Linked DNA regions of Homo sapiens: region 2 is linked to region 1. A link is a loop called in an ENCODE intact Hi-C map of the cell type or tissue named here. Cell type or tissue: PC-3. All regions are shown on one strand.

What was found. A loop is a pair of places that touch in the nucleus more often than their neighbours do. Peaks named below come from ENCODE experiments on the same cell type or tissue, not always from the same donor. Only the 100,000 strongest peaks of a DNase experiment are listed, where the experiment ranks them.
Region 2: it touches region 1 in a loop (5-fold over the local background); 11 of 110 quality-filtered maps call a loop at or near these places.

The regions. Positions count from the first base shown.
Region 1 is chr6:31,085,255-31,090,254 of GRCh38, reverse strand. No RefSeq gene overlaps it. Among named protein-coding and RNA genes, the nearest start is that of C6orf15, 25 kb to the left of the region's middle. In PC-3, a CTCF peak has its summit at 2,539 (motif pointing right); DNase peaks (open chromatin) are centred at 2,534 and 3,254; H3K4me3 peaks cover 1,186 bases; H3K27ac peaks cover 870 bases.
Region 2 is chr6:30,725,304-30,730,303 of GRCh38, reverse strand. It overlaps TUBB (tubulin beta class I), which reads right to left. Exons shown (of 4, transcript NM_178014.4): 4 at 4,882-5,000. It overlaps FLOT1 (flotillin 1), which reads left to right. Exons shown (of 13, transcript NM_005803.4): 12 at 118-282; 13 at 2,159-2,595. The coding sequence ends at 2,188. Among named protein-coding and RNA genes, the nearest start is that of TUBB, 7.5 kb to the right of the region's middle. In PC-3, a CTCF peak has its summit at 1,927 (motif pointing left); a DNase peak (open chromatin) is centred at 4,143; H3K27ac peaks cover 2,139 bases.

The DNA of each region.
Region 1 (5,000 bases):
GGCTCACACCTGTAATCCCAGCACTTTGGGAGGCCGAGGTGGGCAGATCACCAGAGGTCAGGAGTTCGAGACCAGCCTGACCAACCTGGAGAAACCCTGTCTCTACTAAAAATACAAAAATTAGCCGGGTGTGGTGACACATGCCTGTAATACCAGCTACTAGGGAGGCTGAGGCAGGACAACCACTTGAACCTGGGAGGCGGAGGTTGTGGTGAGCCGAGATCATGCCATTGTACTCCAGCCTGGGCAACAAGACTGAAACTGCGCCTCAAAAAATAAAAAATTTAAAAAAATAATTAATTAAATTAATTAATCATTATTATTATTATTATGAGACAAGGTCTGGCTCTATCACCCAGGCTGGAGTGCAGTGGCACAATCACAGCTCACTGCAGCCTGGACTTCGCTGGCTCAAACTATCCTCCCACCTCAGCCTCCCAAGTAGCTGAAATGGATACGTGCACCAACACGCCCGGCTAATTTTTGTATTTTTAGTACAGACAGGGTTTCGCCATGTTGCCCAGGTTGGTCTCAAACTCCTGAGCTCAAGTGATCCACCTGCCTTGGCCTCCCAAAGTGCTGGGATTATAGGCATGAGCCACCATGCCTGGCCTAAAATTTCTTTTACTGTGGTAAAAATAAACATATATATAATTCAGCTATAAACGAGGAATTACATTCTGATACATGCTACAACATGGATGAATATTGAAAAAAAATTATGCAAAATGAAATGAGCCAGAAACAAAAGGACAAATATTGCATGATTTCACTTACATCAGATATTTAAAATGGGGAAATCTGGTTTGTCAGCACAGCAGGGAAAAAAATAAATAAAAATAAAATAGGAAAATCATAGAGGTGAAAAGTCAATTTAGCCAGGTGTGGTGGCTCATACTTGTATGTGTGTGTGGTGTGTGTGTATATATATGTGTGTGTGTGTGTGTGTGTGTGTATGTTATATATATGAAAATGTATATAAGGTAAGATTTCCCATTTAACCATTTTATTTTATTTTATTTTATTTTATTTTCTCAAGACGGAGTCTCGTTCTGTTGCCCACGCTTGAGTACAGTGGCACGATCTCGGCTCACTGCAACCTCCACCTCCTAGGTTCAAGCAATTCTCCTGCCTCAGACTCCTGAGTAGCTGGGATTACAGGTGCCTGCCACTATGCCTGGCTAATTTTTGTATTTTTAGTACAGATGGGGTTTCACCATGTTGGCCAGGCTGGTCTTGAACTCCTGACCTCAGGTGATCCTCCCACCTCGGCCTCCCAAAGTGCTGGGATTACAGGCCTGAGCCACTGCACCCAGCCTAACCATTTTAAATGTATAATTCATTGGCATTAATTACATTTGACGTTGTTGTGCAGCTGTCAACCACTATCTGTTTCCAAATTTTTTTCATTACTCCAAACAGAAACTCATTACCCATTAAGCAATAACTCCCCATTCTCCTTTCCGCCCAGCCCCTGGTAACCTCTAATCGACTTATTTTCTTTTCTTTTTTTTTTTTTAGAGGTGGTGGGGGTGGGTGTCTCACCATGTTGCCCAGGTTGGTCTCGAACTCTTGGCCTCAAACAGTTCTCCTGCCTCAGCCTCTCAGAGTGCTGGGATTACAGGCATGAGCCACGGCACCTGGCCAAATTGACTTTTCACCTCTATGATTTTTGTATTTTACTTTTATTTATTTTTTTTCCTGCTGTGCTGGCAAACCAGATTTCCCCATTTTAAATATCTAACGTAAGTGAAATCATACAATATTTGTCCTTTTGTGTCTGGCTTATTTCATTTTACATAATTTTTTCAATGTTCATCCATGTTGTAGCATGTATCAGAATGTAATTTCTGCTGGGCGCGGTGGCTCATGCCTGTAATCCCAGCACTTTGGGAGGCCGAGGCTGGCAGATCACCTGAGGTCAGGAGTTGGAGACCCGCCTGGCCAGCATGGTGAAACCCCGTCTCTACTAAAAAAAATACAAAAATTAGCTGGGCGTGATGGCGCGTGCCTGTAATCCCAGCTACTCAGGAGGCTGAGACAGGAGAAACCCTTGAACCGGGGAGGCGGACGTTGCAGTGAGCCAAGATTGCGCCACTGCGCTCCAGCCTGGGTGACAGAGCAAGACTCTGTCTGCAAAATAAAATAAAATAAAATAAATAAATAGAATGTAATTTCTTTTTTATGGCTGAATAATAGTACTTTGTAATATTTTCATTATTGTGTATCTTTAAATTAATTTTAACGCCTTTCTTTTTTTTTTCTCTTTTTTTTTTTTTTTTTTTGGTAGCGATTTGGACCTCACTATGTTGCCCAGGCTGGTCTCAAACTCCTGGGCTCAAGCGATCCTCCCCTCTCGGCCTCCCAAAATGCTGGGATTACAGGCGTGAGCCACCTCGTCCTGCCACCATTTTATTTTTTGAATGATTTCTTATTGTCTTAACTTCTTAGGTGACTAACAATGAGGCTTGCTACTATCACCCTAGCATAATGATATCATCCTTAGCAAGGGAGTTGGGCGCTCTTACCGGTAGATGGCGCTGTCGATCTTTTAAAAAGCGAGCTCTCCTGCCCTCCCACTTTGAGCTCGCTGAGTCAAAACACAGCCCGAATAGTTTAGGAGCTCCAAAGCCCCGCTTATCTCCACTTTCCAAATTCTCTCTCATTAAGACCAACAAAAATTTTACCTTTATTATTAGTTATGTGACCTGCTAAGACAATTTATAACACTTTTTATTATGGAAATTTTCAAACTTACACAAAAATAAAGAAAATACCTCTATTTACCTACCATGGGACTTCAACAATTATTAGCATTTACAAATCTTGGAACAATGTTATTTTCTCACATTATGTTCTATCTCATCCCTCTTAAAGAGTTATCAGATGGGAAATCCATGGTCTAGGCTCAATAAAATCACTCTACATTAGGAAAGTCTTGGAAACAGATTGCGTTTTAGCAGGAAAAGGAGGGGGGTTGATGATTTCATTCAATAAAACAGCCTTAACTCACCGCCGTGACCAATAACCGGGTAATGTGGAAGCTCCCCGTAAGATTCCTCGTGGAAGGCAAAAATAGAGCACAACTGGGCTTTTGAATACCTCTTACATCTGCCTGCCTTTGTCTTGTCTATTTTCCAACCTGATTTCACCTGCTCCCTATCAGGATCTTAGCCTCTCAGGGTGCAGCTGATCTCAGTTCCTTTCCTTATAGTGAGACCAAGATAAGTTGACTGGGCCTGGAAATATTCTCAAGAGAGGTTTTAGAATGGAGTCAACTGCATTTCCACTGAGTCATGTCTGAAGATAAATCACAGGGCATCTATTCAGCAGTCCAGGCTGATATCTATCTTACTTCCTGAATGTGGGTCTCGGGTATCCCTCAGAGCAGCTGTCTGATATCAGGAAGGGAAATGTGTGTTAGAGATGGTTTATTGTTATAAGTCAAACAAATAAATTATTGAATAAAACATGTTCCAGCTTTTGTCTTGATAAATATACCTTCATACTGATCTTGAAGGCTAGTGTAGCAGATACTGTTGTGTGCCACCCAAATCCTACCTTCAACATTGTCACTTATTCCCCAGCTGCCAGGGGTGTTGGTTGTGACAGCTCTGTCTCTGGGAATTGCCCTTAGCTGAAAAGAGCTGTCTTGCCCAAGGTTACACCTCCCCTCCCTGGGGGCAGCCACATCCAATGACTGATAGATAAGATAAGAACATACAAAGTCCTGGTTACCTTGCTTCAAGTTTGGCCACCTTTTTGTTTGTTTGTTTGTTTGTTTGTTTGAGATGGACTTTCGCTCTTGTTGCCCGAGCTGGAGTGCAATGGCACAATCTCTGCTCACTGCAACCTCCGCCTCCTGGGTTCAAGTGATTCTCCAGCCTCAGCCTCCTGAGTAGCTGGGATTACAGGCGCATGCCACCATGCCCGGCTAATTTTTTGTATTTTTAGTAGAAACGGGGTTTCACCATGTTAACTAGGCTGGTCTTGAACTGCTGACCTCAGATAATCCTCCCCCACTCGGCCTCCCAAAGTGCTGGGATTACAGGCGTGAGTCACCGCGCCCGGCCGAGTTTGGCCAAATTTAAAGGACTTTTCCAGTGCCAGAGGCCTCCACAACCCATGAGATCAGCTCAGTACTCTTTACGGCTTCATTACAGTTCAACTGCTCCCTTTCCCTGTCCCGTTTCTCTCAGCTTTTAAAGGTGTTTGTCCCAAGATTGTTCCCCAATAAAACTTCTGCAGATAAATCTATCTGAGAATCTGTTTTCTGGGGAATCCAGGCTAGGACAGCCAGGCTGGAATTTAGAATTCTGAGACTCCCCTAGGTTCCATGGCAGAATATGGCTGAGTGAGGAAAACTAGCTCTGGGTCCTCTACCTGCATCTGCCCTACTTTCTTTTCCTGAAAATTCAAGTCCCTAAAATCTCCAGACCCATATCCTTCTCTGAAAACAGCCACATTTTGGGGTCTCAGAGCATGCACGACAGCAGCGAGGCATAACCCCTGGGACGATGGCCCCAGGAGGAGGCCCATGCAAACTTGGAAGCAGGCTTGGGGGCCATTAGTGCCAGGAATTCAGGGGTTCCAAGTACCTAGACTGTAGTACTTGTAGAAGAGATGCAACCTCCATGGGTAGGTCTATCCCTTTGGCTTCTCGGACTTTTTGTCCTATAAGTTGGGGGAATGATAGAGCAGGTCCCTCTAGATCATGGAGCCCGGGCAGGGTCCTCATGTGCTTGGATCCAAGGGTGGGAAAACATTTTCTACCTAATTTAAACCAGTGGCATTTGTGTCTCTGTTACAAGCAGCCAAAAATTTATATTTTAACACGTCTAGTTGACTTCCTGCACTTCTATGCCCATCTTCCTAAAAGAGAACAGTGTATCTCTCTAAAAGGGACTTCATCCTTTACTCTCAGGTCCTAGAATATACTGATGTTTCCTACATGTTAATTATGCTTTCCACAATCAAAATTTGATTTCATTAGGAAATCC
Region 2 (5,000 bases), 360 kb after region 1:
GTGACCAAAGTGAGGAAGGATGATCAGTGGAACGAGGACCTTAAAACCCAGAGTAAGTTGTTTTATGAGGAATGTGGTCAGATCATGGGCACTGAGTGGGTGTCTCTCTCCTGCCAGGTGGCAGAGGAGATCAGTGGTCCCTTGACTTCAGCCAATAAGATCACACTGGTGTCCAGCGGCAGTGGGACCATGGGGGCAGCCAAAGTGACTGGGGAAGTACTGGACATTCTAACTCGCCTGCCAGAGAGTGTGGAAAGACTCACAGGCGTGAGCATCTCCCAGGTGAGGTCTCAGGTTGGAGCTGAGGAGAATTGCTAGGTTCCTGTGTTGTGTGACACAGTATGCCTAGCATTTAACCAGCATCCAGGCCTGGGAGTCATTGATGTTTATTAATCACTTTCTGTGTGCCAGACACAGTGCTAAGCTTCTACATAAATGAGTTGTTTTAAATCAAACTACCATTAGGGTATATAGGATTTTACAAAGTCCAGAAACTCAACATCCAGCATGTTCCTACTCATTCTGCTAGTGCAGCTGGAGTGAAATCCAGGTCGACTGTCTCTGCAACCTGTGCTTGTGGTCACCCCACTAGTATAGGGAACTAGTTGCAGCCTATTGACAGTTAATTAATTCTAGGGCATATCACTGCTTTTCTCAGCGCCCCAGTTAATTCACCTGTAGATCATGGTAGAAGTCAGCAAACAGGCTCTGGAACCACTGTTTTGTTGCGAATCCTAGCTACAATGCCTGCTAGCTGTAATCTTGGACAAGTAATCAACCTCTCTATACCTGTTTCCTCATCTTAAAATTGGGTTAATAATTAGAAACTACCCTGTTGAATTGTTGAGGGGCTCGAGCAAATATTTGCAGTGTTTAGAATAGTGCCTGGTATATAGTAAGCATTATGTGTATGTTAAAGAAATGGGGCCAGGTGCAGTGGCTTACGCCTGTAATCCCAGCACTTTGGGAGGCTGAGGCAGGCAGATCACCTGAGGTTAGGAGTTGGAGACCAGCCTGGCCAACATGGTGAAACACCATCTTTACTAAAAATACAAAAAAAAATTAGCCAGGCTTGGTGGTGCATGCCTGTAATCTCAGCTACTCGGGAAGCTGAGGCAGGAGAATTGCTGGAACCCAGGAGCCGAAGGTTGCAGTGAGCTGAGATCACACCACTGCACTCCAGCCTGGGTGACAGAATAAGACTCTATCTCAAAAAAAAAAAAAAATTCCAGGCGCGGTAGCTCATGCCTGTAATCCCAGCACTTTGGGAGGCTGAGGCGGGCGGATCACGAGGTCAGGAGATTGAGACCATCCTGGCTAACACAGTGAAACCCCGTCTCTACTAAAAATACAAAACAGCCGGGCGTGGCGGTGTGTGCCTGTAGTCCCAGCTGCTGGGGAGGCTGAGGCAGGAGAATGGTGTGAACCTGGGAGGCAGAGCTTGCAGTGAGCCGAGATAGCACCACTGCACTCCATCCTAGGCAACAGAGCAAGACTCTGTCTCAAAAAAAAAAAGAGAAAGAAATGCATATTCGGGCTGGGTGCTGTGGCTCACACTTGTAATCCCAGAACTTTGGGAGGCCAGGGTGGACGATCAGCTGAGGTCAGAAGTTTGAGATCACCCTGGCCAACATGGTGATACCCCATCTCTACCAAAAATACAAAAATTAGCTGGGTATGGTGGCGCATACCTGTAATCCCAGCTACTCGGGAGGCTGAGGCAGGAGAATCACTTGAACTCAGGAGGCGGAGGCTGCAGTAAGCCAAGATCGCACCACTGCATTCTAGCCTGGGTGATAGAGTGAGATTCCGTCTCAAAAAAAAAAAGAAAAAAAAAAAGCGTATGTAAATAAAAGCACTGGATCATACCAATGACCTTCAAGCTGGGTTCCTTGGAGCCTCCTGGAGGCCTGCAGTAGAATATTCAGAGCTAAGGAGAGTGTGCAAACAAGGCTCTGCCCCCTCTCCTCTCTTCAGTGATTTATTGTATGTGGGTCCTGATGTCTTTGTTTGGGGAAACAGGTGGTAGGGCACCAGAAAGAACCCTGGCCGTGTGTGTTCTGCCTATAGCCCATTCGTCTAAACTGGGGCCCGGGAGAGTAGGGGCCTCAGCCTCCCGAATGTTCCCAAGTGTCATCTACTGTTGTCTTTTTGCCAGGTGAATCACAAGCCTTTGAGAACAGCCTGAGCCTTCAGCCCTCACAGATGCCCAGCCTCATAGCTGAAGTTGCCTGAATGATCCTCCTGTTGCATGTAACCCACTGGCCTCCCTGAGCATGTCCATTGACAGTGAGGTCCCACCCCTCATCTCTCCTTGCCAAATAGTTTGTGCCTTGTCTTGAAGGGGGTTGCTCCCCTTGCCAACCTCACACTGCTATGATTGCCAACTCCAGCGGTCCCATGTCAGCCTTCTGATGATCCCACTCCACCCCACCTCAACTTATTTAACTTCCTAATTAAATCAGACTGTTTGAGCCTGTTGTCTAGAATATTTTCCTGACCAAGACTGAGGGATGGGCTGGAGGTTTTCAACTTTGCTACCCAAATAAATTGCTGTAAGTAAGTACTAATAAAACAGAAGCAACTGGAAATTAATGCTTGGCCCGGCACAGTGGCTCATGCCTGTAATCCCAGCACTTTGGGAGGCCAAGGCAGGCAGATCATCTGAGGTCAGGAGTTCAAGACCAGCCTGGCCAACATGACGAAACCTTGTCTCTACCAAAAATACAAAAATTAGCCAGGCAGGGTGAAACATGCCAAGTAGTAGTCCCAGCTACTTGGGAGGCTGAGGCAGGAGAATTACTTGAACCTGGGAAGCAGAGGTTGCAGTGAGCCAAGATCGCACCACTGCACTCTAGCCTAGGTGACAGAGTGAGACTGTTTCAAAAAAAAAGAGAAAAAAAATGAATGCTAGACTCAGGTATGGTGACTCTTGCCTATAGTCCTAGCTACTTGGGAGGCTAAGGTGGGAGGATCACTTGAGCTCAGGAGTCTAAGGCTGTAGTGAGCCATGATCACACCACTGCATTCCAGCCTGGGTGACAAAGCAAGATCCTGGCTCTATTAGAAAGAAAATGAATGCTAGAATGTAGCTTCTTCCCTTGCATACAATAGGCTTTCTTGCATACAATAGGCTTTCTAGAATGGGAGAAAAGCAAGTTACTTATATACTGTCAAGAGTTTTAGAGTTAATTTTTCCCCCCAACAGTGTATTATAGTCAGAAAAGCATGCTAAAATAGAAGGAATGTTGGGAATAATACTAGTTCCTAGAATTCCTGAAAACATGGCAAAAGGAATTATTGTTTTCAGGGTAGCTTTGAGACTTGCATTGTGAACTTAAAAGTATGAGGTAGTAGATGGTACAGATTGTTTTAGAATGGGACCATAAGGTAGCAATCCCGCCTAGTTATCCTTTTTTTTTTTTAAAGACAAGGTCTTGGGCTTGGGCCGGGCACGGTGGCTCATGCTTGTAGTCCCAGAACTTTTTGGGAGGCTGAGACGGGTGGATCACTTGAGGTCAGGAGTTTGAGACCAGTCCTGGCCAACGTGGTGAAACCCCATCTCTACTAAAATACAAAAATTAGCCCGGCGTGATGGTGGGTGCCTGTAATCCCAGCTACTTGGGAAGCTGAGGCAGAATTCCTTGAACCCGGGAGGCAGAGGTTGTAGCGAGCCAAGATCGCGCCAATGTGCTCCAACCTGGGCAACATAGCAAGACTCCATCTCAAGAAAAAAGAAAAAAAAAGACAAGGTCTTGCTCTGTCACCCAGGCTGGGGTGCAGGGGTAGGGTCAGGGCTCATTGCAGCCTCTACCTCCCAGGCTCAGGCAATCCTCCCATCCAATCCCCACCCCCCTACCCCCAACAACCACCACCCCCCTCTACCCCAGCAGCTGGGACTACAGGCATGCACCACCATGCCCAGCTTTTTTTTTTGTTAGATGGTTCACTGCTGCCCAGGCTGGTGTGGAACTCCTGGGCTCAAGCCATCCTCCTGCCTCGGCCCCCCAGAGTGCTGGGATTACAAGTGGGAGCCACCATACCAGGGCTTCACTAGTTATCTTGGTGTCATAGGTTGACTAAGCCCACAGGATCACAGGAAATGGCCATGGGTACACATAACCCAAAGGAATCCTGGGCTGGGTGGCCAAGGCCAGTTCAACCATTTATGGTTCAGTACATCTGGGTGGGATGAAAAACTTGCATTTATTTCTGCAAGTTCCCAGAGGATGTGGATGCTGGTCTGGAAACCAGTTACACGTGATTTGTCATTCTTCTCAGCTTCCATTTTCCATCCCTGGATCCTGCATCTAAGCCTATGCCTTCCCCAGTTAAGACTCATTGGTGGGCCTGGTGCACTGGCTCACCTGGCTTATGCCTACAGTCCCAGCTGCTTGGGAGAATGAGATGGATTGTTTGAGCCCAGGACATCAAGGCTGTAGTGAGCTGTCAGAGACTACAGTAAAGACTGACTGGTGCTCAGAGCAGTTTGGGTACCAGAAACAATGATGTGAGGGTCTATAAAGCAGTCAGTGTCCTTACCAGTACCTCCCTGAGATACCAAATCGGCAGACACCCAAGTCCCTCATATAAAATGTAGTACTTGCATATAACCTGTGTACTTCAAATCATCTCTACGTTACTTGTAATACCTAATCTAATGCAAATATTATGTAAATAATTTATACTATTATTGTTTAGGGAATAATGAGAAGTCTATACATGTCCAGTACAACTCTTTTCCCAATATCCAGTTGGTTGAATCCGTAGGACAGGGACTCAATATTAAGTGTCAATTTAAGGAGAGCAGTGCAACTGAACTCAGGCCCCATGCCTCCATCAGCCAGCCGTGTTTCCCTAAATAAGCACACATCTCGCAGCTTTTTTCAATTCCCATTTATTTTTGGCTCTTGGGGCGATGTCATCTTTTCAATATGAAAAAAAGCAGCAAGTTCAACATAAAATAGAAATCTCAAATGTAGGATAGAACAAAACCAAGT